Regions from separate parts of the Homo sapiens genome. Here region 2 is linked to region 1. Evidence: chromatin loops called from intact Hi-C (ENCODE). Cell type or tissue: psoas muscle. All regions are shown on one strand. Links, peaks and the distances in the headings refer to the core of each region. The heading gives the core; the rest is flanking DNA.

What was found. A loop is a pair of places that touch in the nucleus more often than their neighbours do. Peaks named below come from ENCODE experiments on the same cell type or tissue, not always from the same donor. Only the 100,000 strongest peaks of a DNase experiment are listed, where the experiment ranks them.
Region 2: a loop joins it to region 1, with 2.7 times the contacts of the local background. A loop is called at or near these places in 3 of 110 quality-filtered maps.

The regions. Positions count from the first base shown.
Region 1 is chr3:50,534,719-50,549,802 of GRCh38, reverse strand. LOC105377083 (a long non-coding RNA gene) reads left to right here and starts at 10,147. Exons shown (of 3, transcript XR_940833.2): 1 at 10,147-10,205; 2 at 11,722-11,831; 3 at 13,589-14,841. RefSeq lists enhancers at 1-332, 1,405-2,314, 9,673-10,349 and a silencer at 11,847-12,088. In psoas muscle, for the core only: a CTCF peak has its summit at 7,171 (motif pointing right); a DNase peak (open chromatin) is centred at 7,182.
Region 2 is chr3:50,252,222-50,267,305 of GRCh38, reverse strand. It overlaps GNAI2 (G protein subunit alpha i2), which reads right to left. Exons shown (of 9, transcript NM_002070.4): 3 at 14,768-14,909; 4 at 14,122-14,282; 5 at 10,986-11,114; 6 at 10,454-10,583; 7 at 10,216-10,369; 8 at 9,592-9,806; 9 at 7,944-8,938. The coding sequence ends at 9,616. LINC03143 (long intergenic non-protein coding RNA 3143) reads right to left here and starts at 7,080. Exons shown (of 1, transcript NR_198941.1): 1 at 3,948-7,080. SEMA3B-AS1 (SEMA3B antisense RNA 1) reads left to right here. Exons shown (of 2, transcript NR_110702.1): 1 at 1-25; 2 at 419-665. It also overlaps a transcript of SEMA3B not described here. RefSeq lists enhancers at 1,804-2,379, 2,255-2,549, 5,573-6,077, 6,600-6,699, 6,585-7,090 and 2 more and silencers at 6,870-7,289, 10,070-10,119. In psoas muscle, for the core only: CTCF peaks have their summits at 7,169 (motif pointing left) and 10,123 (motif pointing right); DNase peaks (open chromatin) are centred at 6,815, 7,155, 7,719 and 8,156; H3K4me3 peaks cover 2,386 bases; H3K27ac peaks cover 3,678 bases.

The DNA of each region.
Region 1 (15,084 bases), core at 2,881-10,880:
CAGCTGGGGGACAGAAGGGGCCTGTCGTAAGCACTGAGGATGACACAGGGGTCAGGCCCCTAGGCCTCACCACACAGCTTCCATAGCAGGGGGAGAGCCAACCTGCTACTGTCCCATAAGTGCTGTCAGGACTGGGCCACTGGCAGGGTTAGCTAGCCGGAGGTTAGGGAGGGTGAGGTTGGGGCATGCCCCTCAGTGGTCAGGGCCCAGGCTCTCAGAGTCATCTGATCATTCCCTCCCAGGCTTTTCTCACTGCACACATTTGCCTTCCCTGAGACCTCCACTGTAAATGCCTGTCTCATTCTTACTTCAAATCCTGGCTCCCTTCCCTGCCCACCCAAGGCATTGTGCAGAAAGCCGCTCCCAGACGCCAACCTCTCTCCCCCAGCTCCTCCCCACAGAGCTCTCATGAGCTCCGTCAGCCACCCCACCTGACTCAGAGTCTCAGTAAGGCTGAGTGACTTGTCCTAGGTCACACAGGATTTGCACCCAGCTCTGTTGAACTCCTACAGCAGGCTTGAACAGGCCTGGGTTACCTCTGCATCCCTCATGGTGGGTTCCTGAGTGTGTCACCAAGGGCCCCCTCCTTTTGGCTCCTGCATCCCCCAACATGAACAAGTGAGATGGGGACATTTGCCACCTCCAGCAACCTGGCTGTGACTGGGAGGGAGGGTAGGAGATGTACCACCTCTTCCGCATATATCATCTCCAGCAAGGCAGACAGCAGGAAACAAGCCGCTCCTGAACCAGGACTCCTGGTGATCCAGTGCAGCAGGGATCCCGGTGATCCAGTGCAGCAGGCGGCTGGACTCCAGGGAGGAGCTGCGACTGGCCCCACATGTCTTTGGGCTTCCAGAGGAGGCATGCCTCATGGCGAGTCAGCTCTGCCTCCTATAATACCATGGGTCCTGGTGCCAGGTGTCCCAGACACCCCTGTCCAAGGGCCCTGGGGCAACTGCATTCTTCTGAGTGCCCCTTGCTACATGAATGAGCTTATCTGAATCCCAGCTCAGCCACCATGCAACTCCAGGCAAGTCCCTGAACCTCTTGCCTCAGTTTCTTCATCTGTAAAATGGGGCAGGTCCTCCTACTTGATAGAATTAAGAGTTCAATGCCAGTGAGTACCAAGATATGGGAAAAAAAGTATAAAAAGAGTTCAAGCCCTAGGTTTGAGACCAGCCTGGGCAACACGGTAAGACCCCCATCTCTACAAACAAACAAACAAACAAACAAACAAACCTTTTTTTAATTAGCCAGACATGGTGGCATGTGCCTGTAGTCCCAGCTATTAAGGAGGCTGAGGTGGGAGGATTGCTTGACCACGGGAGGTCAAGGCCAGCCCGGGTCACATTCTCCACTTTAAAGACCCTGTCTCTAAAAATAAAAATAAAATAAAATAAAATAAAATAGTCCGTATTTGTAGAGGGTCTAGAACAGTGCCTGACACGTAGGAACACTAGGTAAATATTTGCTTAGTAAATGACACGCTAAAGGTCTGAAAGGTGGCCCACGGGGAACAGAGCTTTTGCAGGGGTGGGGCCTCTGAGCCACACACAGGCTCAGCCCTCGAGCAGCCCTGAGGTCCACAGGGTCTGCAGGGCCACCCAGTTCTAGATTATACTTCCCGGCTCCACGGTCTGGAAGGTCTAAACCTTAGAGTGGCCCCAAGTGCTAAAGTTGCCTCTACCTAGCAGTGCATGTGCCCTCACCAAGTCCCCCACTGCCAGGTGGGGGCAGGGTCATGGGGCAATCCCCTGCTCTACACCTGGCTTGACCTGGAGCCTCCTGAAGACACAGCCCAGACTCGGATCCAGCCTGGGAGAGGTGAGTAGGGGCAGCTGGGGCAGGTGAGAAGGATGGGACAGGGCCTGAGCTGTGGGGCCAGAGAACCCTCTGACCTGGCTCTAAGCAGCAGCCTTGGGCCACAAGGTCATGGAGTATTTTTCCACCAGGGAGGATGGGGTGAGCCCTCTGGGTCCTGAAAATTCCTGAAAACTGGTGGGTGGCTGAGGCTACTTGGCCGCTTCCCCAATCACTCCTAATACAAGAGCCACAGAAGGGCTCAGGGCCTAGGAGGGCTGGGGGTCCACAGGCTGCAGGGGATAGGCTGGCTCCTTTCCCCAACCAGTTCTCTGTCTGGCTCAGGAATGCTCACTGCCTTCCTAGTCCCCAGGCCACAAACCAGGGTCTTCTCCCAGCCCCCAGCCCCCAAGGCTAGTCGCTCTCCTCCCCACAAGACTCATAGGCATGACATAAGTACCACCTGGCCAGATTTTCCTGGGCCTCCCACCCACCCCTACCGAGCTCCCAGACACACCCTATTTGCCAATGCCCTTCTATCCTCCTACTCGGGCCTGCAAGGCTTCTTCTGAACTATGGAATGCCCCAGTCTGGCCTCCAAGGTCCTCAACCTGCTGCCTCCCATCGTGCCCAGGCCATCTGCTCAGACAGCAGCCAGTCTCCTGCCTCTGCGCTCTCTGCCCATGCCTGTGCCAGGATTACTTCCCACCCTGCCCCTGGCTGGGCCTTGCCTCCCTGCCATCTTTCCAGCTCTCTGGCAATTACCCAGGTGATTAATTTGGCAATTAATTTGGTAATTAATCATGCTTCTGCTGCTTAGGATGCTCCCTTTCTGCCAGCCAGGCCTGGAATAGAGATCTACTTGGCTTGACTTTCCCTGGGAAATGGGGTTGAGCCCTGGAGGCAGGAGAGGCGGTCCACTCTGAGTCCCATTGCCTGGCCCTGAAGCAGCCTTGGGCCAGGGGCTGCATGCAAAGGAGCCCAGGATTTAGCTGAGATAGAGACCCAGGTCCTGCCTCTGGGGAGGCCCCAAGGGTGCCCCAGGATGCACCTTAGCATTGTTTCTCAGCCTGTCTCTAGCTGCAGGAACTCACTACCCACACTGTGGCCCCAGCCCCAGCTCAGCCTTCGCTCAGCCCCCTGGTGACTTTTCCTCCAGGCTCCTGGGGGAGCTGGGCACTGGTGGAGAACCACCGTCCTGGTCCTAAGTGAGTTCACAGCCTCCTGATGCCTTGGAACAGGTCAAGTCCTTCCATCTGGTGAGACGGACTGTGCAGCCTCCTGACAGGCACCATTTCAGGCGGGCTTTGATCGACAGCAGGATTTAGTGGCAGAGGAGAAACTGAGTCCTGGTGCCCAGTGGGGTTTGCGGCCGGGTCCAACCCAGGTGGCCCTGGCCTTGTTGTGGTCTCCAATGGGGCTAGCCACCAGATGTGTAGCCCTACAGGTACAACCACCAGATGCACTGCCGGGACGGGGTCCCCGTGGAGTCAGCCCTATGGCATTGATTGAAATGCCCCCCTGCCAATTAGGAGTTTTAAAGAAATGTATAATGATCCCTAATTGGCACCCTCATTAGTTGCCAATTAAACACTTAAGCATTTCTTACAAGTTTAACACATTAATAAGGCAGCTCATTACATGGTAACGAGATTTATTTCTCATATTTATTATATTGTTTCACCACTACTGACAGCAGAGTTATTTTTTAAAAACATGGTTTCTTACTGATTACATACAGTCCCCTCCCTACCCTGCCTCGACCAACAGCTGTTCCTGCCAGTGCCCTGAGCCTTGCGTCCTGGTGGGCCAGGAGCCAGTGTCCTGGGTCCTCCCTGATTCTTTTGGTCCAGCCTCCCAGAGGTGAGTCAAGCAGGGCACCTTCTTCCCAAAGTCTGGAAGGGCCAGAGCTGGGCTGTGCAACACAGCACAAACCCGGAGGGCTTCAGGGCCAAGAGCCCTGGAGAACCTCTGTGCATTTAGCCAACCTCTGCATTCCAGGAGCACCTGGGTGGGGTGGGGGATGGGCTTCCTGCTTTCAGCACCCTGGTAGAGCCCAGTCTCAGGACAGGCACCACACTAGGGGCTGACACTGAGGGCAGGAGCACAGCAGCCAGGGGAGGACAAGGAGGTCCTTTGAGACTGTCCCCTCAAAGGGGGCAGGAGGAGGGTTGCAGATGGTGGGAACTGGGCTGAGACCAGGAACCTGGGAAAGGTTAGGGAGTCTACAGGATGGGTGGCCAACAGAAGCAGACCCTCAAAAGCAGTGGTGGGGACCAGGCACAGCAGTTCACGCCTGTAATCCCAGCACTTTGGGAGGCCGAGGTGGGCAGATCACTTAAGGTCAGGAGTTCGAGACCAGCCTCGCCAACATGGTGAAACCCTATCTCTACTAAAAATATGAAAAAATTAGCAGGGCGTGGTGGCACATGCCTGTGGTCGCAGCTACTCGAGAGGCTGAGGCATAAGTATAGCTTGAACCTGGGAGGCAGAGGTTGCAGTAAGCCAAGATCACGCCACTGCACTCCAGCCTGGGTGACAGAGCGAGACTCTGCCTCAAAAAAAAAAAAAAAAAAAAAAAAGCAGTGGTGAGGATCTGACCTCCTGACCTCCATCCAGAGGACAATGGGGAGCCACAGAGTGTTTTGAACAGGGAGAGATGTGACCAGATCTCTGGGTCAGAAAAATCAAGTGAAGGGTGGACTGGAAAGGGCCAAGGGAATAAACACAACCTCCCCATCCTGCCTGCTAAACTCCTGGGGGACTCCATTGTCCAGATCCAACTGGACGCCAGAGGGCAGAGCCAGACGAATGCCACCTGTGCAGCTCAGCTTCCTGGGAGATGGGGCCAAGAGGCCTTGGGGACATTGGCAGTGTTTGGGAACACTTACCCTTCTTCCTTTTAAAAAACATGAGGTCACCATCCAATACATATACTATACCTTGTCCTTATGGCCCTACGTGTGGCTCTGCCTCCCCCTTATTGGTTCCAGTAATTGCAGAGTATATATGGTGAGGAAGCTCCCTATCCACTCAGCCAGGCTTCCTGGAGTAGGCTGTTTCCAATCGATTACTCTTAGAAACATCATGCAGTGAACACCTTGGGCATAATTTCACATGCGTGTCAGTTTGTAAAATAAATTCCTAGAAGTGGGCAGTGCTAGGTCAAATAGTCTATGCATTTTTAATTTTGATAGATATTGCCAAATTGCTTTCATGAAGGCTGCACAGATTACATTCCAATGAGCAACTCTAAGTTTCTGATTTTCCCCATGGTCACCAGCAAGTGCATCAATCTTTCATGGCTTTGCCTATATAATTTGCATCTCTCTTAAAGAAATGAGGGTAAGCATGGGTTCAGTGGTTGAGACTTTTGGATTTCCTTTTGTGTGAACTGTATGTTCATCTTGTTTGCCCCATTTCTCAATGGGATTCTTGGTCCTCTCCTTATCAATTTATAAGGACCCTTTATATATTATGAAATTTGCATTTTTTTCCTTAACTTGTTGTTTGTCTTTAAACTTTTATTTATTTATTTATTTTGAGATGGAATCTAGCTCTGTTGCCTATGCTGGAGTGCAATGGCATGATCTCGGCTCACTGCAACCTCTGCTTCCCAGGTTCAAGCGATTCTCTTGCTTCAGCCTCCCGAGTAGCTGGGATTACAAGCACTCGCCACCACACCCAGCTAATTTTTGTATTTTTAGTAGAGATGGGGTTTCACTGTGTTGGCCAGGCTGGTCTCGAACTCCTGATCTTGTGTTCCACCCGCCTCGGCCTCCTAAAGTGCTAGGATTACAAGTGTGAGCCACCGCGCCTGGCTATTACTTTTTTCCGTGTAGAAATGTTTGGTTTTTGTGGAGTCAGGTGTATCCATGTTTTCTCTTACGGCTTTTGTGTTTTTTGTTATATTTAGAAAAGGCTAGACCAAATCAAACCTTTGTTTTTGCCTAGAGATTTTTTCTTCATTCTTTAGTCCCCCTACCTTTGATCCAGCTAGAACTGGTTTTTGTTTTAAGGTGTGAGGTAGGGGTCCAAGTGGATTTCCACCCCCAGATTATCATCCAGTGATTTCAACACCATATTTTCCCAGAGGTTATGCTTGACTGAGTTGTTGAGACTTTAGGAAGTGTATGACAGGGGAAATAGCACATCCTGTTGCCTGGTGGGTGGAAAGGGGCAAACTTTGTCAGGACACCATCCCCAGTAGGACAGGGTGAGCTGGGTGGGATTTACCTCCTGGAGGTTGAGGAAAAGGAGGTAAAGGTCCATGGGAGGAACTGCACTTGACTTTTCCCTTGGATTCCAGGAGCAGTCCATTTTTGTACCCAATTTTAACTTTGCCTGCCACATCACAATTCCTTCAGTAGACTTTGTGACTTTGACATAATCTTTTTTTTTCTTTTCTTTTTTTTTTTTTAGACAGGGTTTCACTTTATCACCCCAGGTTGGAGTGCGGTGGCGCAATCTCGGCTTACTACAGCTTTGACCTCCCCTGCTCAAGCGATACTCCCACCTCAGCCTCCTGAGCAGCTGGAGCTACAGGCATGCAACACCGTGCCTGGCTAATATTTAAAAAATTTATTTGGAGAGATGGGGTCTTGTCATGTTTCCCGGGCTGGTCTCCAACCCGTAGGCTTAAGCAACCCACCTGCCTTGGTCTCCCAAAGTGTTGGGATTACAGGTGTGAGCCACCGTGCCTGGCCCCATGCCATAATCTTGAGCTTGAGGTGTAGAAAGGAACTATATTCCTTCCTGAGGGCCCTCTGCTGGGGGTTCCTGAGCAAGCCTCCCCTCTTCCCCCCACCCCTGCCCCTGCTCTGGAACTAGGGGTGGTGTATTATGACACAAGTAGGTGACAATGGGGTGTGGAGGAGAGCCTCATGGGACTCAATCCAGGTCCTGCAAGAAGAAGACCAGCAGCATTTGTGAGTAAGGCGAGGACAGGGCAGGCAGGGCCCGGCTAGGCCGCACCCACCTCCCAGCTCCACCTTCTCCCTGCCTGCCTCCCAGATCCCACTCTTCCCTCTCTTCCATACACCAAGACCCATTGTGTGTGCCCCTGGATGTCATTTGGGCCCTCTGTTCCCCTTAGTATAGTAGAGGCCAGACAGGCATCCCTGATGCTAGATTGGCCTTGCTAGCATTCTGGAAGGCTATGGTGGGCAAATGTCTGATGGCACCTGGGGAGGCTCTGAACCAAGCTGAGTGAGGGCAAAGGTTGCAGGCCAGGATGCTGACCTGGAGCAAGGAGTGCATATTCTACCTCCCTGTGCCTCTGCTCCCTCAGGAGCATCCTTCCCTCCACTGCCTTCTCCAATTCCTTCTGGGAACTGGAATAGCAGGTGTTTTAGGTGCTTTACGTCTTTCAGCCACCAGGTGGCAGCAGTGCAAGCCCTACTCTGCCTCACTCCATCCCCTCCTTGGAGCTGTGGATTTAACCTCCAAAGAGACTCTGAGGTCCTCCAAAGAGTTGAGGAAAGATGGGGTCATGCCCCCCCACTCCCCCAGGCACAGGAACCCCTTCAATCTCAGAGGAATGAGGGGCCTGTGGCCCTGGCTCCCTTCCTAGCCCCACCCCTGTAGAAGCTGCTGGGGCAGTAGCTGAGCTGGAGGAACAGACTGGATGCTACTAGGGTGAGCCTCAGGGTCTAGGCCCCCTGAGATGCCCACACTGACCAGGCCCACTAATTCTCAGATGTCAACCAGAGAGGACCCTTCCTGGAGCCCAAGGAGGCAGGGAGTGTAGAGGGAGAGAAGAGGAGCCAGGACCTGGCTGGCTCCTCCACTGCCCCTGCCTGGTTACCCACCCAGGGCTCAGCACCAGGGTGGTGGTAAAGGCTCTGGCACTGGCCTCCCATGGGCTGAGCTGAGCTGGGCCCCAGAGCTACCCCCCCCACCACCCCACACACACCTGTGGAGCACACCTCCCCTCCTCCCCACAGAGGGCGGTGTCCAGGAGGGTTTATGGATTCTCCCAACATATTGTGCCCTCCTCTGCCCCATCTTGTCCCCATTCACAACCCCTGCATCAATAAGGCTGCACCAACCTCCTCATAGTCCACTACAGCTCCATACCCCTCTCATTTGTCTCCATCATTGGGGGTGGAGGTGCCCTGACTTGCTAATATCTACATGCACCCCCCTCTGGGTTCCAGCCACAGGGGCCAGCCCAGGCAGGGCTCAAGGAACCTGCTTTCTGGGTGTGCAAGGTCCTTGGGTCCTGGCCATCTGAACCCCCTCTGAGAGCCTAGATCCAAACCCATAAGCCTTTACATGGAGTCCCTCAGAGATGGGCAGCCTGTTGCCCTGGAAACACTCCTCTTGTTTCCTGTCCATGACCAGGGCCTGCCTTATGCTGACCTGAATGACCATGGGGACTCAGGCACTCATGGATGGGTGGGGAAAGCAGCTGGGACCTCGGTTCCTATGCAAGGCTTGGTGAGGTGCCTCCTCTTTGGGGCTCCCCAGTGCTAAGGGGAGATAGATAATAAACAGGTGTGTCAACAAAACAAGGCATTTTCAGGCTCTGGAGGAAACCAACCAGGACTGCATGGGAATAAAAATGGAGGGGGCAGATTCTGATGGCGATCAAGGAGGGAGGGCACCTTCAGCACTGGCTGAGACCTGAATGTCAAGAGTTGCTGGCCATGCAGGGATCTGGGACAGAAGGGTTCCAGATGAGGGGAAAAAAACAGCAAAAGCAAAGGTCCAGAAGATTCTTGGGGAAACAGCAGGAAGCTGATGTGGCAGGAGGGGAGCGGCATGGGCAAGGAAATGCCAGGGCAGAGGGGAGGGCCTGGCCTTACTGCGTGGAGAGGCCAGAAAGGACAGCAGGGGCAGATGTGGGAATGAATGAATGAAGAAATGAACAAGGTCTGGGACCAGGCCTTTCCAGCAGCCTAGTCCTTGCCCTGAGGTCTTTCTTGGTCCACTTGACAAATGGGGAAAACCCACCACTCCTTGCTCTGGCGGAGGCTTGACCCACAGTGCAATTGAGGGCCTGGCAGGGCTCAGCTTTCCAACCTGAGACAGGGCAGAGCCAGCCGACCTCTGCTGATACTCTCAGCCCCTGCGTCAGGGAGGGTGGGGTGGGCGGATGGCCCCCATAGGCTACGGAGAGTTGGGTCCCAGCTGCCCAGGAAGATCCACTGCAAGAGGTCTCCTTGACTCCCTGGCCCAGCCCAGAGCCATCCCTCAGGCCCAAGGCTGCCTTGCCAGGCCCTGACCTCCACCTCAGACAGGAATCATTTATCTCCATCAACTGCTCCCAGCAGCCAGGCCCTCGGCCAGCAGGTGCTGTCTCCATTCCATGAGGTTGACACTGGGCAGCCCTTCCTCCACTCTCAGTCTCATCAGCTGGACTCCCCAGGAGGAGGCCAAATCAGGCAGCCCCTGCACAGTCTGCAGGGGCTTAGAGGAGCGACCCCTTCCCTCCAAGCCCCCAGAAGACCCAGCTTCTAACACATCAGGGTTAATCCACCCCAGACATCTGCGACTGCCCACTGCAGGCCTACCATGTGTTGGGCACTGGGCTCAGCATGGTGAACAAGGCCAGGGTTCCACCCCTACCCACACAGAGCTATATTCTTCTGGCCAGGACGGACTTGGTTCCCCAGGCCCAGCCACATGACCAGTGCAGGCTCGGGGAGCCTCAGGCCTGTCTCAAGCCCAAGGCCCACGGGCCATGGGCCTCCGTGAGAGGCCACTGTCCTGCCCTGGAGGGGGAGAATGGGGGTGTCCCCAAAATCTGCCTCTGAGAATGACAGCATGCCACACAGGCTGGTGTGGGCCTGTCTTTACCTGCCCCAGGTGAGAGGCTACAGGCACCAAGCCGAGTGTGGGAATCTGAGAGACCACATGTGGCCAAGCACGTGTGAGGACACGGCTGCAAAGGACACACGTGCGCAATGGGCCAGGCTCCAGCAGGGCAGGGATAGTCCCTGTTGCCTCCGTGAGCTGACATGCATGTCTGTTGAGGTGTTATCATTCCAGGCTCGTGGAGGATGGGTTGTAACTTGTCTTCTTTGATTGGAGGAGAGCCCTGAGCTCAGGGAATCTGTCTTGTCCCTCCTGACCCTGCCCAGGTCCAGAGGCCTGGGTCTGCTTAGACAGCTCACTGTGCAGTGGAGATGGGTAGGTGTGGGAGGCCTTTCTCCTGGCTCAACAAGGGCACAGCGGTACCCTGAAGCGAGAGCTTCCTCCTCCCTTCTCCCATCTCACTAGGGCAGCCGCCCTTCTTCCTGGGTTTCCACCCACAGGCCCAGGACAGGCCCTTGAGCCCCTAATCCCTGCCCTCCCATCAGTGACTGCGCCTTTCTCCCCAACCTTATCTGTCTCCTGCAGCCATCGTCAACTCCCCTGTGGCCCGGGCTCCCCCTCCCTCCAGCCTCCCCGCAGGTCAGGTTGGTATGTCCTCTCCCCCCTCCCCACCCCCGTCTCCCGGGCTCCTCCGCTCCCTCTTCCTCTCCTCTCTTCACCTTCCTCCTCCTTTCCCTCTCCTCCTCCCCACTCCCAGTCAGCCTGCCCTCCTATCTGCCTGTCTCCCTCTTTTCTTCCTCCCCCTGCTTCCCCTGCTTCTTTCCCTTTCCTGCCTTTCCTTCCTTCATCCTCTCCTCCCCCGTCCTCCCTAGGGGAGAGGAGGGATTTGCAGGGTCGGGGGCAGCCACTGCACTCAGTTACCCCAGGTCAGCCTAAGAGGCCCCAGCACAGAGACCCCTTTGGCTGCTTTCTTCTAAACCGGAATCTAATTGTGATCAAGTGAGGGAGAAACAGCTAATTACACCCAACAAACAGAGGCCCCCTGGGCTGTTTTATGGTGGAGATGAGAAGGTATAGGAAGGGGCACGTTTACCTTGCAAATGTGGGCTGGGACCCAAAGGGTTTGTGTCTGGCCTGGCAGCCTGAATGAGCTCCCTGGGAGCTGGAGCCCTCAGGAAGGCTTCAGGAGGAAGCTTTGTCTTCCAGGTCAGGAGAGGAAAAGGAACATCTTCCCTCACCCATCACAAGGGTCGTGACTGACACCCTTATAACAAAAGACAGATTGACAGAAAAGCAGAACACATTGATTTCACCAAAGTTTTAATGACTGGGGAGCCTGAGGAAATGAAGATCCAAGGACCTGGGAAAACAGAATATTTTTATGCTAAGTCTGATGAAAGAAGTTGTGGAGAAATGCTTAAAGCAAAAGGGCATGGCCTAATGCTAATAAGCTGGGAGCAGGGCTTCAGCAAGACCCATTTGTTCAGGTTTCTTACTGGGTCTCTCCATGATAGAGGTGCTCTCGCCCCTGCCCAGGGGCAGAACCCCTGTCTCAGGAGGACCTTTACAAGAGAAGGGAGGAAGTCAGAAAGTGACCTTTCTAGGTTTTATGGTTTGCTTGGCTAGGAGAGGGGTTCTAGTTCCTATGACCACTTTCGGGGAGAAAAGGGAGTGGAAAAAAAGGAGGGCTGGAGAAGGGCAGAGTGACCTGCAAGGTGCCGTATTCTGGAGTCATGTTTCTTTCTTTCTTTTTTTTTTTCTTCTTTTTTGAGACGGAGTTTCGCTCTTGTCCAGGCTGGAGTGCAATGGCGCGATCTCAGCTCACCGCAACCTCCCTCTCCTGGGTTCAAGCGATTCTCCTGCCTCAGCCTCCTGAGTAGCTGGGATTACAGGCATGCGCCACCACACCCGGCTAATTTTGTTTTTTTAGTAGAGACGGGGTTTCTTCATGTTGGCCAGGCTGGTCTCCAACTCCTGACCTCAGGTGATCCACCCACCTCAGCCTCCCAAAGTGCTGGGATTACAGGCGTGAGTCACCACGTCTGGCTGGAGTCGTATTGCTTGAGCCCCAACAATACCATGCACCGAATACCACATACCGCACACCGTGGAGCGTCCCAGTGCTGGGGGCTACCACGCAGCTTTCTTTCTTGGCCTCAGGTCTTCAATCCTCCCATCTGTACCAGGGTGTGGAGTGCAGACCCAGCCCAGTTGGTGACCTGACCAAGATCCATTCCTGCCACAGCTACTTTCTACCTGTGAGCTCCCCAGTAAGTCACTTAAACTCCCAAAGCCTTACTTTCCTCATCTGCTCAATGGGGTCATGGGGCATGCCTCTGCCACAGGGCATGTGAAGACTTCAGCAGTGGCCTGGTATACCAGACATTGCCCATAGGAGCCAGGACCAGAGAGTATCACTGTTGAAAGCAGCAAGATGAACCTAGGTTAGCAGTGAGCAGAAAGGACAATGACACTCCACCCCCCGGAAAAAGAGATGCAGTTTGGTTTTACCCCTGACCTTGCAAACACAGACAGGGAAACTGAAGAGGCTCCAGCAGGCTGGGTGTGACTTGGGAGGTGTGCTCCCTGAGGAGCTCATTCCTTGTGTTCAAGAGGAGGGAGAAATGGGGGCTGTGTGGGCAGGAGACAGAATGACTGGAAGGACTGTGATAACAACCAACTTCAACCGTGGTGTGAAAGCTCCAGCACATAATAGGTACTCAGCAAGGGCTCACTGTCCTGAGTTCTGCCTCCTCCAGGAGGTGCCTTCCCTGTGCCCCACCTCTTCTCCAGTTCCTGGGATCAGCTCAGGGCAGGTGAGAGTCCAGGTGCTGCCTGGCACAGGGTGTCAGAGGAGGGGAGATGATGTGTGAGTGGGAGACCTGCTCAGAGTGTCTGCCCCAGGGGCTCCCCCGGGGTGACTGACACCCCCACAGACACACAGACTGATGGGTAGAGATGGAGAGCCTCCACTTCTCTGGCCAGGCCTGCAGCTGGCCAGCTCCTACCCCTCCAGCCCTGTCCCGAAGGTGCCTCAGCCTCTGCTGTGTCCAGGGATATCTCAGAGAGGTGTGGCTGGAGTGGTCTGTTGAGGTTTGATCATGGAGGCCTTGAATGCCAGGCCCAGGACAGGATAGTAATAACAGCTGTTGGCTGCAGCTGGAAGCACAGTCAGCCAGTATAGATGTGTGTGTGGGAGATGGTGACGTGTGTGTGTGTGTGTGTGCCTGTGTGCACCCATGGCTGGCCACGTGGGATGTGGGGTGTGACTGTGCTAGGGTGTTACCCATGTGGAAACACAAGGGTGTGTGTGTGTGTGTGTATGCATGTGTGGGTGGGTGCATGCACTCCTCTTCTGCTGCCCTGGCATCCCAGGGAAGCACACCCACACTGCTGCACTCCCAGGTGCACAGGCAGGTGCCCACTGAAGGTCTGAGCCATCCCAGCTCTCTACCTGCCCACCAGCTCACCCACCTCTGCCAATAGGCCATGCAGGCAATGAACACATCAGGTAATTAAGCAGGAGATCAATTCAACTTAAGTTGGAGGAAAGCAGCCGTGCCTAGTGGAGAGGAGAGACAGGGCTGCAGGAGGCTGAGGCTGAGCAGGGAGTGGGTGGGGAACTGGCAGGGAAAGATGGGAGGGGGTGGCTGCTGGAGTGGGATGTGCCATGCACCCTGCGGAGGGGAGCAGAAGCCAAAAGGAGAGGAAAGGAACTACGAGGACCAAGGCCACTGACCAAGGGGGCAAGGAGGGGACTGGCTGGTGGCAGAGAGAATGGGAAAGATGTAAGGAAGAACCAAGGCCAGCAACAGGACAAGCTTGTGTCTCCTCAGCTTCCCAGGGGTTCTCTCCTGGTGGGGCAGGGGCCAGCGGTCAGGATGGGTCTATCACCCAGCTTCCCAGATGGCTCACAACCTCTTCTGTGGTCCTGCTAGCCCCGAGCATGTGCACAGAACTTGACCCTGTGGGCTCTGCTGGGGGTGCCGAGGAGGATCTTTGACCATGCCCCATTGTTCACCAGCAGAACTGGCCCCAGATGTGAAGGCCCCGTCACTGGAAGGTCATCCATTCATTCAATGAACACGCACCGAGAGCTGCTGAGCACCAGCTCAGGGTCTGACATGGGCCGACTCCAGGAGGAATCACACGCTGGCCGCCCTCGAGGGGGCACAGCCTCCCTGGGGAGAACATGCAAACACAGACAGATATCCTACAGCAGAGGAGGGGACAGTGGGGGACCACAGAAGGCTTCTCTGTGACCCCTGAGCTATGGCTTAAAGAATAAGGGCAGCTAACCTGGGAAGCAGGAGAGCTTGGAGCAGAAGGCCAGGGAGAAAAGGTACTCAGGCCCTGGGGAGGGCAACAGCATAGGCAGAGAACCTACGAGAATATCCCCCAGAGATGGCACCTTGTCTGTGGGGACAAGAGAGGCCAGTGTCCATAGGTCCACCAGGGCCTTGGGAGCAGGGGTGGGCTGGGCAGGGGCTAGCATAAGGCAGCTTCAGCACTGAGGAGGTAGAGAACAGAGCGGACACCACAGGAGTTTAGGCAAGAGGGATACATGGACAGGCAGAGCTGGAGACCACACCAGGAATGGGGGTGGTTTGGGCCAGGGGCAGATGACACAGAGATATGGGAGATGGAGGGTTGGTACAGTGAAGACAGCATGAGGGCAGAGCACAGGGCGCCTTGGCATGAACGTGGATGTGTGATCTCAGCTAAGCCCCTGCCTCAGTTTCCCCGTCTGTACCATGAAGGGCTCCCCCTCACTCATGGACACTGGGAATCCTGTGGTAAACAGGACAGCCTGGTTCCTGCCTCTGGGCTCACAGCCTAGGGGGAGGTGAGACAGGAAGAGAATTAACTCCCTCAAGGAGTTAACCAAAGAAGGGGAGTTGAGGCACTATGGAGGCTCGGCAGAAGCCGGGGCATGCTCGGGTGCTCACTCTCAGTTGTCTTTGGGGAACCCCTGACCCCATCATCATGCATTGGGAACAGACACATGCCTCCCTCTTGACGTAGGCCTGGCCAATCAGCTTCCTTCATCTCCAGGCCCATGGTGATTTTCCAGGACAGGCATGTGGATGTGGCTGACTCAAAGCTGGGGCTCCAGCTGAGGGGTCAGGGAATGAGGTGCCTTGAGGAGCAGAATGGGGGAGGCCTGGCTGGGCATGGAGTTCACATTCAGGCAAGAGGCCAAGTGACAGTAATAACATTTGAGCACCTGTATCCAGCCATACCTCAAGTTCACAGACCTGGATTTTTAAACTACTTGTGCCAATAAATTCCATTTTACGGCTGAAGTAACTTGAGTCTTGGTCTTTGCCTCCTGACTCATGGCCTGAGGCTTCCCAAGCATAGAGAACAGCATGGGCACAGGCCCCGGACTGAGAACAGCTCCATGCTGCTGTTCTGGAATTGGAAGTAGCTGCTGGGGCAGGAAGCGTAAATGGTGGCGGGCCAGGAGCTTCCGGAGCAGCTGCCTTGGCCAGAGATGAGGGGGTCTGTGGAGTGAGTGGA
Region 2 (15,084 bases), core at 3,622-11,621, 280 kb after region 1:
AATATCTCAACCTCTCCCTCCACAGGTGGGGAGCTGTGGGGAAAGATAATGGGGAGCTCAGCTGCCACCTCAGTTCCCAGGGACCGGCTGGGGTGGCCGGGCAGCTGGAGGTCAGGGGAGGGGCTCTCAACTGGAGGTCGGATGGGCCCTCAGGACCCAGTCCCCATCCTTCCTCAACACTTGGGCCACTTAGTACTTCAGTGGCCTGGCCAGCAGTGGCTTCTACCATGACAGCCAGATAGGGGAGGGAGAGGAGGGCAGGAGAGGGGCAGACGCAGGAGGAGCAGCAAATCTCACTTCTGCACCACAGGGCGGGGCCCATCTGGAGTCCGCCATCCTGGACAGGTAGCTTTGCATCTCTGCTGAGAGGTTGGGGGGCAGACCATGTGACCTCCCTTCCTCTGGCTTCTCTTTCTAGGTTGGAGGTGGGAGGAACAACCCCCACCAAACCCAGAGCCGAAAACTGAGGGAGTTTTACAGACAGGACGGAGCTCCTGCACCTCGGAGCCTCAGTTGGGAATGACCTGGGGTCTTGTCCTGAAGCTGAGTCTGGTGAACGTGCCCCATTTGTAACATGAGGGGTACTTCTCTGGAGGGACTGTATGTTGACAGTGGCAGAGTGGAGCCCTGAAGTCCACCTGAGTGAATATACCAGGGCTTGAGAATGGGCTTTGATCCTTCCATCCCCGCAAAAGGCATTTTCCTACCACCTCCCAAGGCTGATGGGGCAGTGTGGGCATTTCAAGTGTTGCAGTTCTGTTGCCCAGCCCTGGATGCCTCCAGCCAAGCAAGGACAGAGGTGGGGGGCACATCTCCAAGTCCCCTGGAAGTGGAAGTGGGGCTATGCCCCTCCTTCCTGAGCCTGAGGACCTGGTATACCTGGCCTGGCCTGGCCAGCTGGCAGGTAAATAACAGGGGCCAGTGGGAGCCGCAGGGCCCTTCAGGAGGGCAAGTGGAAGGACAGATCCCTGCCTGGGCTCGTGGGCTTCCTGGATGTGGCCTTTTCCTACTCCAGGAGTAGCTGCCTCTAGCCTTAGAGGACCTGGGCAGGCTCTCCTGGCTCCATGCAAGCAGACAACATTCTTTGGCTGTTTACAGCTTTCCACCCAAGCAGCCAGGATCAGCAAGTGCCTCAGAGGCTCCCATCCACTCCCACTGTGCCCCCATAGGCCCTCACTGCCTTATGTTTTTCCAGGCCCAGGGGCCCTGTCTCTGTTTCATCACCCCGCACCTTCCTCCACCTGTGTTCACTCTGGGAAACGGTATCAGAAACCCCCCCGCCACCGCCATTATCTTTCCAATAGCCTGGGAGTCAACCCCCAGCCAAAAGGACTAGACTGTCTCTGTCCCCATTGAGTGCTGTGCCCTGTCCTCTGTCCTCTAGATGTGTACCCTCCCTTGAGTAGGAATGGAGGTCTCCAGGGATGGGAGGTCAAGTTGTCCCTGATTCCACATGGTCCCCTTTCTGTTCCTCAGCCCCAGGTCCAGTGTGCCAGGCCATGGGTAGGGGCCCCCATGGAGGTCAGCACTCCAGGAGCAAGGTCACTGCCTGTGGGTCACACTGGGGGCTGGAACTCCTCGAGGATTCTGGAATCAGGCAGCCTGAGCCTGAGTCTCAACAGAATGGGGCAAACCAGGCAAGGCAGCTGGGGTCCCTTTTCCTGCCTGTACTCCTACCCTGGACCTCTCTCTTTTGAGGGAGCTTCCATGGGCAGAGACCTGCCTGGGTCCTTGCTCTGGGGCTGCCTGTCAGTGGCATGGCCTACCACGGCCTTGGCTTTTCCTTCTGGAAAAACCTGGATTGTTGTGCCAAATCTCAGCACCTGCCTCCCCACCCCTGGCCACCAGCTGGGCCTGCCCCTTTGCCCCTGCCTGGACTCCGGGTGGTGTGGTTGGGGTGGGACACCCATCTGAGGAAGGTTGTGGCAACCCTCCCAGTGCAGCCTGGACTGGATGGGATCTTGGGCGCCCCACTCACACCTGCTTTAGTCATCAGGGCTTGTGGCTCCAACGTCACAACTCTTCCTTGTTCTGGCCACGTAGGTACCAGGTCATGCTGCCCAGAGGACTTAGGCACAGTGGGGGCAGGCGTGGGCGGCCATAGGATCATCACCTGAGGCCTAACTTCCCAGACACTCTAAGGCCCTGCCCCAGGGGCATCTCCTGGGGAAGCGTCTGCAGGCATGTCCTCACCCCAGCCTGGTCTCCACATTCCCAGGGAACCCTGGCCCACCTTTTTTGAAAGATTAGCTCCTCCCCTCCTTGCCTGTTCCCCTTCCCTTCTGAGGGCCCTGTCAGAACTGAGATGGAGGTGCTGAGGGAGGGGCTACCAAGAACCCTGGGCCTTTGGCTGTGGCCCTACCCCCGCCTGCCCCACCCCTGCCCTCCCCTCCTGCACATTCCTCCCAGGCTGAGGTCAGCCCTTCTGGGATGCGGGAGCCCCCCCAACCAGCCACATCACAGCTCTTCCCTCACTCCTGTTTTCCTCATTGCCCAGCAGGGAGGAGTGGGAGGAGAGGGGGCTGGGGGCGGGGCCTCCCTCTCCCTCCCTCCTCTGGAGCCCGGCAGGGTGGAGGGGGCTATGCCAGGAATGCTGGAAAGTGGACTCTGAGGGCACACTGCACTCATGAACAGACATTTACATAAATACTACATTCTCCTAACTGGCTAGGGGAGAGCCTCCCAGGAGTACTGGGTATGGGGCTCTGAATGCTCTGGGGGAGGGCTGAGGAGTCTGGAGCCAGCCCCAAGGATCAACCCCCTTGTTAGTCCAGCAGGAGGTGGGGCTGAATCCCTACCCTGCCGCTTAGCCGACCCCGTGGCCCTAGCTGGAGTCTGCACCTCTCATTTTCCCTGCAGCTGCAGACAGTGGCCAGGCAGGTCTGGCACACAGTGGGGGTACCACAGGTATGCACTCTTGCTGCCACCTTAGCTCTGGGCATCTTGGGCACCCAGGCCTATGAGGGCCTCAGAGAAACCCTCCACTGCTGCCTCTTCCATCCCAGCTGAACAAGGCCCCTTCTCGGGCTCAGCTCCTCTCTTGTCCCCTTTTGCTGTGCCCCTCACCCCAGTACTTTTTTTTTTCTTCTTTTTTTTGAGACAGGATCTTGCTTTGTCACCCAGGGTGGAGTGCAGTGGTGGGATCATGGCTCATGGCAGCCTCAACCTGCCGAGCTCAAGTGATCCTCCCACCTCAACCTCCTGAGTAGCTGGGACTACAGGCATGTGCCACCATGCCTAGCTAATTTTTTTGTATTATTATTTTTTTTTGGTAGAGATGAGGTTTTGTCATGTTGCCCAGGCTGGTCTTGAACTCCTGGGCTCAAGCAGTCCTCCTGCCTTGGCCTCCCAAAGTGCTGGGATTAGAGGCATGAGTCACCGCTCCCGGCCACCTCAGTACAATTACTTCCTCAACCCTCTGACCCCAGGGTTCTCTTGACCCCAGGGTCCTCAACCCTCTGTGCCCAGGGTTCTACTTTAACCTCCCTCCCTCCCCTGGGTGGGGACTCCTCAGTCTTCTCCCTTCCCAAGTCCCCAACCCACCCCTGGCACTGCCAAGCCTGCCCTCCTGAGAGCCCCTACCTTTTGTCTTACTTAGGACAAGCACTGACCCCTTTACCCTCCCCCAGGCTGTATCCCTGGGGTCATTCTGTCATTTCTCTCCCCATGCCTCCCCTCTGCAGGACCGTGTCCCTGACCCCTGACTCAGAGAGCTTGCTGAAGTTTGGCGGGATTGCAGGCTTTTAGCTTGGCATTCACAGGGCCACTCTCTTTTTCATCTTTTTTTTTTTTTTTTTTTTTTTTTTTGAGACAGGATCTTGCTTTGCCACCCAGGCTGGAGTGCAGTGGCAAGATCATGGCCCACAGCAGCCTTGACCTCCAGAACTCAAGTGATCCCCCCACCTCAGCCTCCCGAGGAGCTGGGACTCCAGGCACACACCACAACACACAGTTAATTTTTGTATTTTTTGTAAAAATGGAGGTCTCACTATGTTGCCCAGGCTGATCTTGAACTCCTGGGTTCAAGTTATCCTCCTCCTGCCTCAGCCTCCCAAAGTGTTGGAATTATAGGCCTGAGCTACCACACCGAGGCCACAGGACCACTCTGAAGCTTGGTGTAGCTTCCAGTACTCCACCTGCCCCATTTCTGGGATGCATTAGCTCTTTTGTTGCCAAGACTTTGCTTGCGCTGTGCCCTCCACCCTTTAGACCCTTCCCCTTGTCACCTGCTGGACTTCTCACCGTTCATGATCCACCTTGGCTGTCACCCGTCTTCTGTGTAATTCCAGACCCCTGTGGTGCCAGGTTCAAGCCTCTGGGCAGGGCTCTGTGTTCCCCACTGTGGGGGAAGCAGCAAGGGCTATAATCACTGGAGAACCCAGGACCCAGCAGAGGACAGGCACAGGGAGGCGGGAGATGGTGTGCCCGCAGGAAGCCCTTCCACCTTCCTAGGCATGCTGAGTCTCCACGGGGTTGGAAGACGGATGGAGAAAGGACACCCCTTAACCCTGTCCCAGTCCCCCAGGCCTTGATGACCCTGACCTCAGTAAGGTCAGAAAGCAGAAGGCAGTGGGATGAGATGTCAAACTCTGATTTTTCTCCCAGCCAAGATCACCAGGGACTGTGGGGCTGCATCTCTGGCAAGGGGAGAAAAGGACCCATGGCCTTGACTTCTGCTCCTCTTGGATATTAGTGCCCATCACCGTGTGACTGAGGGCTGAGTGGCTTGCAGGCATGGACATATTTGCTGCCACACAGCTGCATACATACCCCAGCTGACTGGAGGCCATCCCCCTGGGTGATGAGAGGTGCTGCCTTCCCTCTGGTAGTCCATGGTAGAGATGAGGACCGCTAGGATCTTTTGTTTTTAAGAGACGGGGTCTTGCTATGTTGCCCAGGCTGGTCTCAAACTTTTGGCCTCAAGTGATCCTCCTGCCTTGGCCTCCAAAAGTGCTGGGATTAAGGCATGAGCCACTACATCCAGTCAGGGTCTCCTTTTATTTATTTTTTTGAGATGGAGTCTCGCTCAGCCACCTAGGCTAGAGTGCAGTGGCACAATCTTGGCTCACTGCAACCACCGTCTCCTGGGTTCAAGTGATTCTCCTGTTTCAGCCTCCTGAGTAGCTGGGATTACAGGCACCCGTCATCATGCCCAGCTAATTTTTGTATTTTAGTAGAGACGGGGTTTCACCATGTTGGCCAGGCTGGTCTTGAACTCCTGATCTCAAGTGATCCGCCCACCTTGGCCTCCCAAAGTGCTAGGATTACAGGCGTGAGCCACCACACCCAGCCCCAGGGTCTCTTTTTAGGGCAGCAGACACAGAGATTGGGGTCAGTTTTGGGGAGTGGGGCCAGACCCAGAACTCAGCCAAACAATACTGTAGTCTTGTCCTTGCCTCCTCCCTGACTCCCTGACTCCTAGGGTTGCTAGGACTTGGCTGGCTATGCCACTGACCAGGCAGCTGGAGTCAGGGCTTGTATTCTCTACTCAACTGGTTTGCCACTCAGTTTGGGTGGGGTGGGGTGAAATGATTCTGGGGAACTGAGAGGACTAAGTTTTCCTGACATCAGAAGCCATGGGGCTCCCTGGAACATGGGACTTCTTCCAGGCCTTGGCAGCCCCTGCAGCCTCGGTGATCCCTGCTGTAACCCTGGAGAGGGCCCTTTCCCCCTTCTGCACCTGGCATCTAGGTCTGCACCTACCTGCTGGGACAGGGGGTGGTACAGGGGGGGTGTCTAGGCCTGGGGAACTACCGAGGCAGCCTGCCTGGCTCCTCCTCACTGAGTTTCCCTCTACTCTCCTCTCTCAGGCCTCTCTGACTCTGAAAGCTTGCCTCTCTCTTCCTAGCTGCTCCCCCACCCCCCAAATGGGTTAAAAATACCAAAGTTCCCACCACATCAGTAGCCGGAGCAATTATTTCAAGTGGGCCAGGCCCTCTGGGAGGCAGATCAACTTCATGGCAGTCTCCACAGGCTGGAGACAACTCACCCCACGCTGGGAGCATGAGCCTGGGTCCCTGCCCAGCTCTGCATGTCCTGCTAAGGGTCCTGGGCCTCACAGCTGCAGTTCTCCATGCGTGGAGACAGAAAGATGGGGCTTCTTAGGCTGGGAGGGCTCTGGGGATGCAGCGCCAGGGAGCATTGAATTTCTGGTGCTCCTCACCCAACTGCTCCTGAGGGTTGATGAATGGTTGAGGTCCAGCCTGGGACAGCTCCAGGCAGCAGGGGATGCCCAGGAACCAACCTCATGGAGTCCCTTCAGTTGGGGTGCAGGACACCTGGGCAGCCCCTTCCTGCCTGCAGCCCCCCATGGCTGGGAATTTCCCAACCACCAAACACAAGGCTGAATTGACAGGCCGCCTCCACCAGTGCTGGGACAATGGAGCCTTATGCCCTGGAAATCTGAGCCTGGGTGGGAGGCCGGGGCAGGTGGAGGCCTAGCTGTCTGCACTCAGGGAAGCCCTGCCCCCAGGATCCCACCCAGACCCACTGCCAAGACGGCACCAGGGCAATCCTGTCAAGGCCCCGCATGGCCCACCCAGGGAGGGAGGCACTGGGTGAGTTAGGCAGACAATGCCAGGCCCTCAATGGTCCCTCTGTGCAGGGTTCCCCCTCAGGACAGAAGGAAGGAACCATCTCCCGCCCGCTTCCTGCTGGGCGGGCATCGGGGCTCTGGCGCTCCTGCTCGCACATCTGCGGCTCAGCGGGGTCCAGGCCTGGGCCTCTGAAAGAAGGCGGGGACCTGGGTTGGGCGCAGGATCCTGTTCTCCGTGTCGTCGGCCCTCGCAGGCAGGGGCAGCAGGAAAGGCCCGAGGAACTGGGGCGGGGACCGGGCCTGGGGGGCGCCGATGTCCTTCCGACCGGGCGGCAGCAGCCTTTCATCTCCTGCCAGTGCCGGCGGCCGAAGCTACGGGGCACTGGCAGGTGTGCGGGGACGGGGTCCCGGGTCTCTGGCTCAACCCTCCAACCCTCCCTCCCTCCCCGCCTCCGCGGCGCCGACCCCGGCCCGCCCTCTGCCCAGGCCGCTCTGTCCTGGGGCGGCCGCGGAGCCGTCGCCGCCTCACAAAGCTGCCTTTGTGTCCAGCGGCCTCCGCGGGACCCGCTGACGTCAGCCTCTGTGACCAGCCAGGCAGGGCAGAGCACGGGCGGCGGCGCCCCCTGGCGGCCGGAGGCGGATGCGCCAACGCCGGAGCCCCACCCAGTCGAGGCCAGCCTTTCCGCGAGCCCGCCCCCACACGTTCAGGCCGCGGCTGCCCCCGGGAGAAGGTCCAGGCGCCTCGATGGCACTCAGGGCCCGCCCCACAAGCATCACCAGCCTTGCCATCTGCAATTCCCTTCCCCAGAAACGCGCGGGCCCTTCCCACAGCCTCATGGAGCCTTCCATCTTCAGAGTCAATGATCTGCAGCTCTCCAGGCCCAGCCTGGGGCAACCATCACATGGTAGTATGGCCACCTGTCACTACCCTTCAGGTTTGGCGGCGGCCCTCTGGGGCAGGGAACTTTCTGAATATGTCTTAAGGCCCCTACTGGCCTTTTTAGTCAAGCCAGGACTGCATGCGGCCCACCTGGCTGTGTGGCCTTGGCAACGGACACTCTCAGGCCTTGGTACCTAAGTCGGAAGTCACTTTCTCCTTCCGCGCTAGAGAGGCCGGCCACCCCTCCTGCTCCAGGTGTGGAAGAGCACCTTACAACAGCTCCCTTAGAAGCCTGCCCAGCTGCCCGAGACCCAAGGCTGCAGAGTACTGGAAGGGCGGGGACACACGGGCCCCACATGTATGCTGCCTAGTCCAGGTGGGAGAAATGAAGCTCAGAGCGTGGGGCTCCAGGACGGCCCGGAAAGCTGAGTCAGGGCCCTGACTCAGGTTGAGGACTGAGGTTAGGACCACCATCACCTTGGCACACCTTAGCCCAGGCCTCTGCCCCTGGGAGAGAATACCCATCAGTTCTCGGTATTTTTTTTCTTTCTACATTTTATTATTTCAAACCAGGTGAACAATTCCATAAAACATGTGAAAAAAGCAAGGAAGTGTTCAACGCTGAAGGCCCCGGGCCTGGGACAAGGGCATGAGGGGCGTGGCCCCCCAGCAGGCAGCGGCGGTTCCTAGGTTAGCGCTAGGGAGCTACATTTTAGGTTAATAGAGCCTGGGGCCAGGGCCGCTGGGGCAGGGCCCTCAGTGACGTTGGCAGTTGTCTGGAACAGCCCTTGGAACCCAATTCTGTGGAGGGCAGGGCAGGGGTGCCGCTCGCACGGGGGCGGCCAGCAGAGGGACGGGTGTAAACACGCAGACACACTCAAGGCACGGAGTCACTTGGAAGGGGGGCTGGGGGGGGGCTTGCTGGTCAGGATCTGACAGTTTTAAATAGTTTTTCTCTAAAAAGTTTTCTAGATTTGCAGTTTTTTTTTTTTCCTTTACTTTCATTTTTTTAAAAAGCTACGAGAATGAGCAGGTGGACTGTGGTTTCCAGGAATGGTGGCGTCTCACGCTTCTTGTGCTTTTTCCTTTGGGGCCTCCGAGCGGCTGGGGTTGGGGGACTGGGCAGGAGGCTCCCTGTAAACATTTGGACTTGGGCTGGGGCAGGGGCTGGTGTTGGGCAAAGCTGGGGGTCCAGGCTGGAGAAGCAGGGGCCCCTCCAGACGCAGCCTTGGGAGACTCAGCATGTGCCCCCCTCCCCTCATCACAGAACAAGACAATGGTTAAAAACCAGAACAGATGCCCAGAAGGGGGTACCATGGCCATTACCAGCATCTCAGACAAGGGCAGGCTTCAAACAGGGAGGCCTGTGGCAACCCCTCCCCTACGTCTGGAGCTGAGGGGACAGGGGGAGCTGAGAACAAAGAGAGGAAAGAGGAGAAAAGCGGCGGGGGAACAGGCGGGGAGCGTGATCTTCTTGCCCCCATCTTCCTCAGGGGTTGGGGGGTACAAAGTCGGCGGTGGCCCTGGAGGTGGGGGAAAGCAGAGCATGGATCGGGAAGCAGCCAGGGCGTGCCTCTCTCCCGCCTCCCTAGACAATGACCCTTCTCTATTTTTCCTACCCATTTGTTACCAGGGACACAGTTGCCGCCCAGGAGCCAGTTTCTGTTGCTGGGTTACGTGGGGGAGGGGAGTCTGTGGCACTGGGAGAGTCATCCCCACCTCCACCAGGGCCAGTGGGGCCAGCCTAAGCCCGGGACGCTCAGACAAGTCAGAGGGCAAGAGCTGGAGGTGCACATGGAGCTGGTGGTAGTGGGCAGCAGGGCTGGGCTCCGCTGGCATGCAGCTTCCGGCAGGCTGGGCCAATGGCCTGGTGGGTGAGGAGGTGAGATTTCTCCAGGGAACATCAGGATGGCCTCTGGTTCTGTCCCAGGGCAAGGCCAGGCCCTTCTGTCTGGACCACTGGGCCAGGCCTGCTTGTATGACCTCCTCCATGCCCTGCACCTCACTCACTTGACCTCCTGATTCACACCCTGGGCCTTCTCCTCCCTTGTCCCCTGGTCACCTATTGCCCCTCCCCCTCCAGGTTCACCCCCCTACCCACCCCCAGAACCCCCTGCTGGGGCTCCAGGCCCGCTTAGTTCTTCCCCAGCACCCTGCCACAGCCCCTCTGGCTCACCATCCCGCCAGGCCCCGCTGCCCCTCAGAAGAGGCCGCAGTCCTTCAGGTTGTTCTTGATGATGACATCGGTGACGGCGTCAAACACGAACTGCACGTTCTTGGTGTCGGTGGCGCACGTGAAGTGCGTGTAGATCTCCTTGGTGTCTTTGCGCTTATTCAGGTCCTCAAACTTACTCTGGATGTAGCTGGCTGCCTCATCATATTTGTTGGCCCCTGGGGGAGAGAAAATGAAGACTTGTGCTGCATGTGTGGCAGGCAGGCCGCATCCTACGTGTGCAGCAAGGGTCTGTGCGTGTGGACGGCCAGGCATACAACCTGTGCATGCATGTGCATAATATGACAATGTTTGTGGCTGCCCATACATGCCAGATGTGCAAAGGGGTACCCCACTGTGTGAAGGAGGATGCCCATGTACACATGTTCAGGGGTACATGCTTGAGTGTGTTAAGGGCTTCATGTGTGCACACACAACTATACAAGCCTAAGTGAGGCACCAGCCCCTGCCAGTGTTCCAAGGTTACACTTCTGTCCAGTGGGGGGCGCCTGAGGGCCACCTGGTCACCATAGGCTACTTGGGACAAGAAGCAACCCTCTGGAGGCCCTATCCCCACAGTCCCCACACCTGTGTACTCAGGGAAGCAGATGGTCAGGGGACTGTGTGTGATCTTCTCCTCAAACAGGTCCTTCTTGTTGAGGAAGAGGATGATGGACGTGTCTGTGAACCACTTGTTGTTGCAGATGCTATCGAATAGCTTCATGCTCTCATGCATGCGGTTCTGGGGGTAGAATAGCAAGGTCAACGCTAGCCACCACTCCCCAAGCCCGCTGCCCCCACCCGCAGCATTCTCTCATCCTCTCACCATCTCCTCGTCCTCAGCTAGCACCAAGTCATAGGCGCTCAAGGCTACGCAGAAGATGATGGCTGTGACGCCCTCAAAGCAGTGGATCCACTTCTTCCGCTCAGACCGCTGACCACCCACATCAAACATCCTGCAGATATAGATCACCTTAGTTCCAGGAAGGGAGCCTGGGGGAGGCTTTCTACCCCATTTCTCAGGTTGGCTGACTGAGGACAGAGGCCTGCCCAGAGTAGGGCAGCTACCTTCTGGAATCATCCACACTTGCCCACTTCACCCCTGGTTCTGGGCCAGGAGCTTGGACAGCAGGCAGGCTGCAGCCACATCAGGCAGGAGCAGCAGAGGCTGTGAGCAGCTGGCAGAGGTGGCGTGGATCCTGACTGCTGGTTCACTAGGTGGTGAGGATGTGCTTGCCCAGAACACATGAGCCTTGTAAAACCTCAGTGGGGCTGGGGGATCCTGGACCAGCCCCTGCCTCTGCTACCCCAGAGGCTGGCAGGTCCTGCCCCTCCCACCTGTCCACATGCTCGCTCACTTGAAGTGTAGGTCCTTGAAGGTGAAGTGTGTCTCCACGATCCCCGTGGTCTTTACGCGGGTCCGTAGCACATCTTGCTGTGTGGGGATGTAGTCACTCTGTGCAATACGCTCCAGGTCGTTCAGGTAGCTGGGGATGGGGGGTGGGAGGGTCAGTGGGGGCCAGCATGGGGCTTCCTTAGCTGGACCCTGGGCCAGCTGCAAGAGGCCCCTTCCCTCCCATGCCATTTCTCAAGCACAGCCCTTGCTTTTTTTTTTTTTTTTTTTTTTTTTTTTTGAGACAGAGTGTTACTCTGTTGCCAGGCTGGAGTGCAGTGGCATGATCTTGGCTCACTGCAACCTCTGCCTGCCAGGTTCAAGCGATTCTCCTGCCTCAGCCTCCTGAGTAGCTGGGACTACAGGCGCCTGCCGCCCAGCTAATTTTTGTATTTTTAGTAGAGACGGGGTTTCACCATGTTGGCCAGGATGGTCTTGACCTCTCAACCTCAGGTGATCCGCCCACCTCGGCCTCCCAGAGTGCTGGGATTACAGGCGTGAGCCACTGCGCCTGGCCTAGGCACAGCCCTTGTTTCTTTAACCCCTGCCTGCATTACCTCATTGCTCAAATGAAGAAACCTGAACTCAGAGCCCCCGGCCTCCCACCTGTAGAATGGGAATGGGAGGAGGTGCAGCTCTGTGGACAGCTAGCCAGCCAAGCTCCAGCACCCAGGGTCTGAGCCAGACCTGCCTCGGACAGGATCCAGGATGTTGGAGCTATAGGCAAAGAGGGTGGGAGGAGGCAAATTAGTCCTTCGGTGAAGGATTCAGGATGCTAATGGGCGCAATTACGGCATTAGCCGCAGAGCAGCCGGGTGCGGTCCCTCGATGTGGTGCTGGACAGGTTGGGGCCTGCCAGGTCCAGTGGGCTCTTTGCCCAGCGCCCAATGAAATCTGGGTTCCTCAGGGGGAGGGCACAGACACCTGCTTGGCAGGGGTCCCAGGGGCTCCTCATTACCAGTTCCCTTAATTAGTATCAAGGCTACCCCTGCAGGGCCTGCCTCTGCTGCCTGCCTCAATATCCCTGCCATGCCCTGGAGGCTGGTCCCAGGCCTCCAGGCTGCTGCCCAGAGCTGACTTTTCATTCCTGGGGCAAGGCTGCTGGGGCTGGCCCTTGGCTCCCACCAGCACCCAGGCCAAACCAGGCCAGAGGGAAATGATCTCAGAGTAGCAGGGACAAAACAGAAAAACAGGAAGGGCCATGGGGAAGGATGACGCATGTGCTGTGACCCGCATACCATGCCCCGCCCCCTACTGCCAGAGTCCTCAATGTGGAGGTACCATGGTGCATTCCACACCAGCCTCTCCCTTTTCCCCAACAGGTGGGTTCGCCCCAGGGACCCCCTGACTCGCTGCACACTTGGAGGGTTGCTGCGAAGAGGGGCTGAAGGAGCCCTGCTTCCTGTGGTGTTCCAATCCGCAACCCATTCCCAGGGGGAGCTATCAAGGCTTAAACCTGACTGGGAGAACAGGGCCTGTATTCACTCCCAAAACTGTGCTGGGCACACAGTGGGTGCCTAATGTCTGGAGAATAGAGAAAGAGGATGATGGAGAAGCAGGAGGTGGCCTGGAGGTGGCTCTATTCCTGCTTCCTTTGAGTATCATGGGCACCAAGGTCCCTGCTGCTCTGACCCCAAGCTCGCTGGTGGCTGGGCCAGAGATCTCAGGGAGGGGCAGTGGTGAGGCCTGGGGGCCCCCACAGCATTTGGCTGTGACTCCACAGCTCCTGTAGGGGGTACATATTCACAAGAGCATTCAGGCCATGTAAGAAGGGTAGGAGGAGGCTGTTCATGTGGCTTGGACAGGGCTCAGGAATCACAGCCAGGCAAGACCCTCCTCCTCCTCCCACCCACCCTTGCTGAAATCCACCCTATGGGTAGGCTCAGGATTGGATGAACAATAGGAGCAAAAGGGTGTTCCAGTCAGAGGGGACTGGCTTAAGCAGAGATAGGGGAAGGCTAGAGTACAGGGACAGCAGCCTATCTGGTGACACCATCCAAAGCCTGTGGATGTCCCCTGCAGCCATCCTCAATGGCTATTAGCCTGTCTATCCTGTTCCCCGTGGGGTCCTCAGCACCCTGCACCAGTCCAAGTACATGACAGATACCACAGGGAAGGAGTTCAGAACTGTGGAAAGGGTGCAGGCTTGTCATGCCTCTGGGATTCCTGGGACCCCTTGTAATTCCTCAGCCTAGGGCCAGCGAGGGTCACAGCTGAGGTCCAGGGGCTCTGACCTACACACACACCTGTCACCTCCCAGATAACTTCCTCCCCTGTGGCCCCCTCCAGCCAGCCTCCACAGCCTATGTTCAAGCACAGCCAGCTCCCCACCACCCCGAGATGCTGCACATGCTATGCCCCTGCCTGGAATCCCCTCATCCACTCCTCCCCTGGCTGACTCTCCTTCAGAGCTCAGCAATCCTGTCTCTGGGCCAACTCCACCTCTACCTTTTCACTAACACCCTAAATTGTCACTGCATGGGGACTTTGCTCCACTCATCACTGTGTCCTTGAAGCCTGGCACAGAACAGGTGGCAGCAAATGTTCTGAGTCTTGCTCTGTCACCCAAGCTAGAGTGCAGTGGCGCAATCTCCGCTCACTGCAAGCTCCACCTCCCAGGTTCACGCCATTCTCCTGCCTCAGCCTCCTGAGTAGCTGGGACTACAGGCGCCCTCCACCACGCCCGGCTAATTTTTTGTATTTTTAGTAGAGACGGGGTTTCACCGTGTTAGCCAGGATGGTCTCGATCTCCTGATCTCACGACCCGCCTGTCTCAGCCTCCCAAAGTGCTGGGATTACAGGCGTGAGCCACCACGCCCGGCCGCAAATGTTCTTTAGAAGACTGTCAAGACAGATCAGACTCAACTGGCCTGGAAGAGATGTACTGTATAAGCCACCTGCCTGTCATTCCTCCTGGCCTTTCAGTAACGTGACACCCACCCACCCCCCAAACCAAAAAACAGGAAGGCCTTGGTTAACAGTCATCGGTTTCATAAGCAAAGACCAGCAGTGTCCTTCTGGGGGTTCTCAGGCCCTCCGGTCCAGCCTTTAGTCCTCCCCCAGCCCCTGCCCTGCCCTGCCCAGCCCCTCAGAGCACTCACTAGGCAGCTGAGTCGTTGAGCTGGTATTCCCTTGAGCGGCCAAAGCAGGCCTGCACACCATGGTCAGCCCAGAGCCTCCGGATGACGCCGGACAGGTCATCAGGGAGCACGCCTTGCTCCTCGGCGGTGCAGGACAGTGCAAATAGCTGCCTGGCGTCGTCCTGGGCACAGTGGCGGGTGGTCAGGCAGTTGAAGGAATGTACCCCCACTCTGCCAGAGGCAGGGAGACCTCTGGAATGGGGCCCAGGCTAGGGTATTCTTGGATTCCCTAGGATGAGACTTGCCCTAAAACCTTTTTGTTGTTGTTGTTTACTTTTTTCTGTGACGGAGTCTAGCTCTGTCACCAAGGCTAGAGTGCAATGGGGCGATCTTGGCTCACTGCATCCTCTGCCTCCCGGGTTCAAGCAATTCTCCTGCTTCAGCCTCCCAAGTAGCTGGGATTACAGGCACGTGCCACCATGCTCGGCTAATTTTTGTATTTTTAGTAGAGACGCGGTTTCACCAAGTTGGCCAGGCTGGTCCTGACCTCAGGTGATCCACCCGCCTCGGCGTCCCAAAGTGCTGGGATTTATAGGCATGAGCCACCACAACCAGCCACCCCGAAACCTTTTGGGAGGTGGGAGAGGGTGGGGCGGAGGGCACATACCGCTCTGGAGGGGTCGGCAAAGTCGATCTGCAGGTTGCCCATGGCTTTGACAATGGCCATGATGGACTGGATGGTGTTGCTGTAGACAACCGCCCGGTACTGCCGGCATTCCTCCTCGGAGTAGCCATCCTCGTGGATGATCCTGATAGCCAGGGACCAGGAAGGTTAGTGTCCCCTGGGCACTGGGAGTTCCCACGGCTGCCTGGGGCTACTGGGACCTGCTTCAGAGAAGGGAAAACTGCCCCTGACCCACTGGGACCTGAGGGTCCTTCTGCTTCTCAGAAGATTCTGGGCCTGGCTAAGACTGGCTGGGCCTG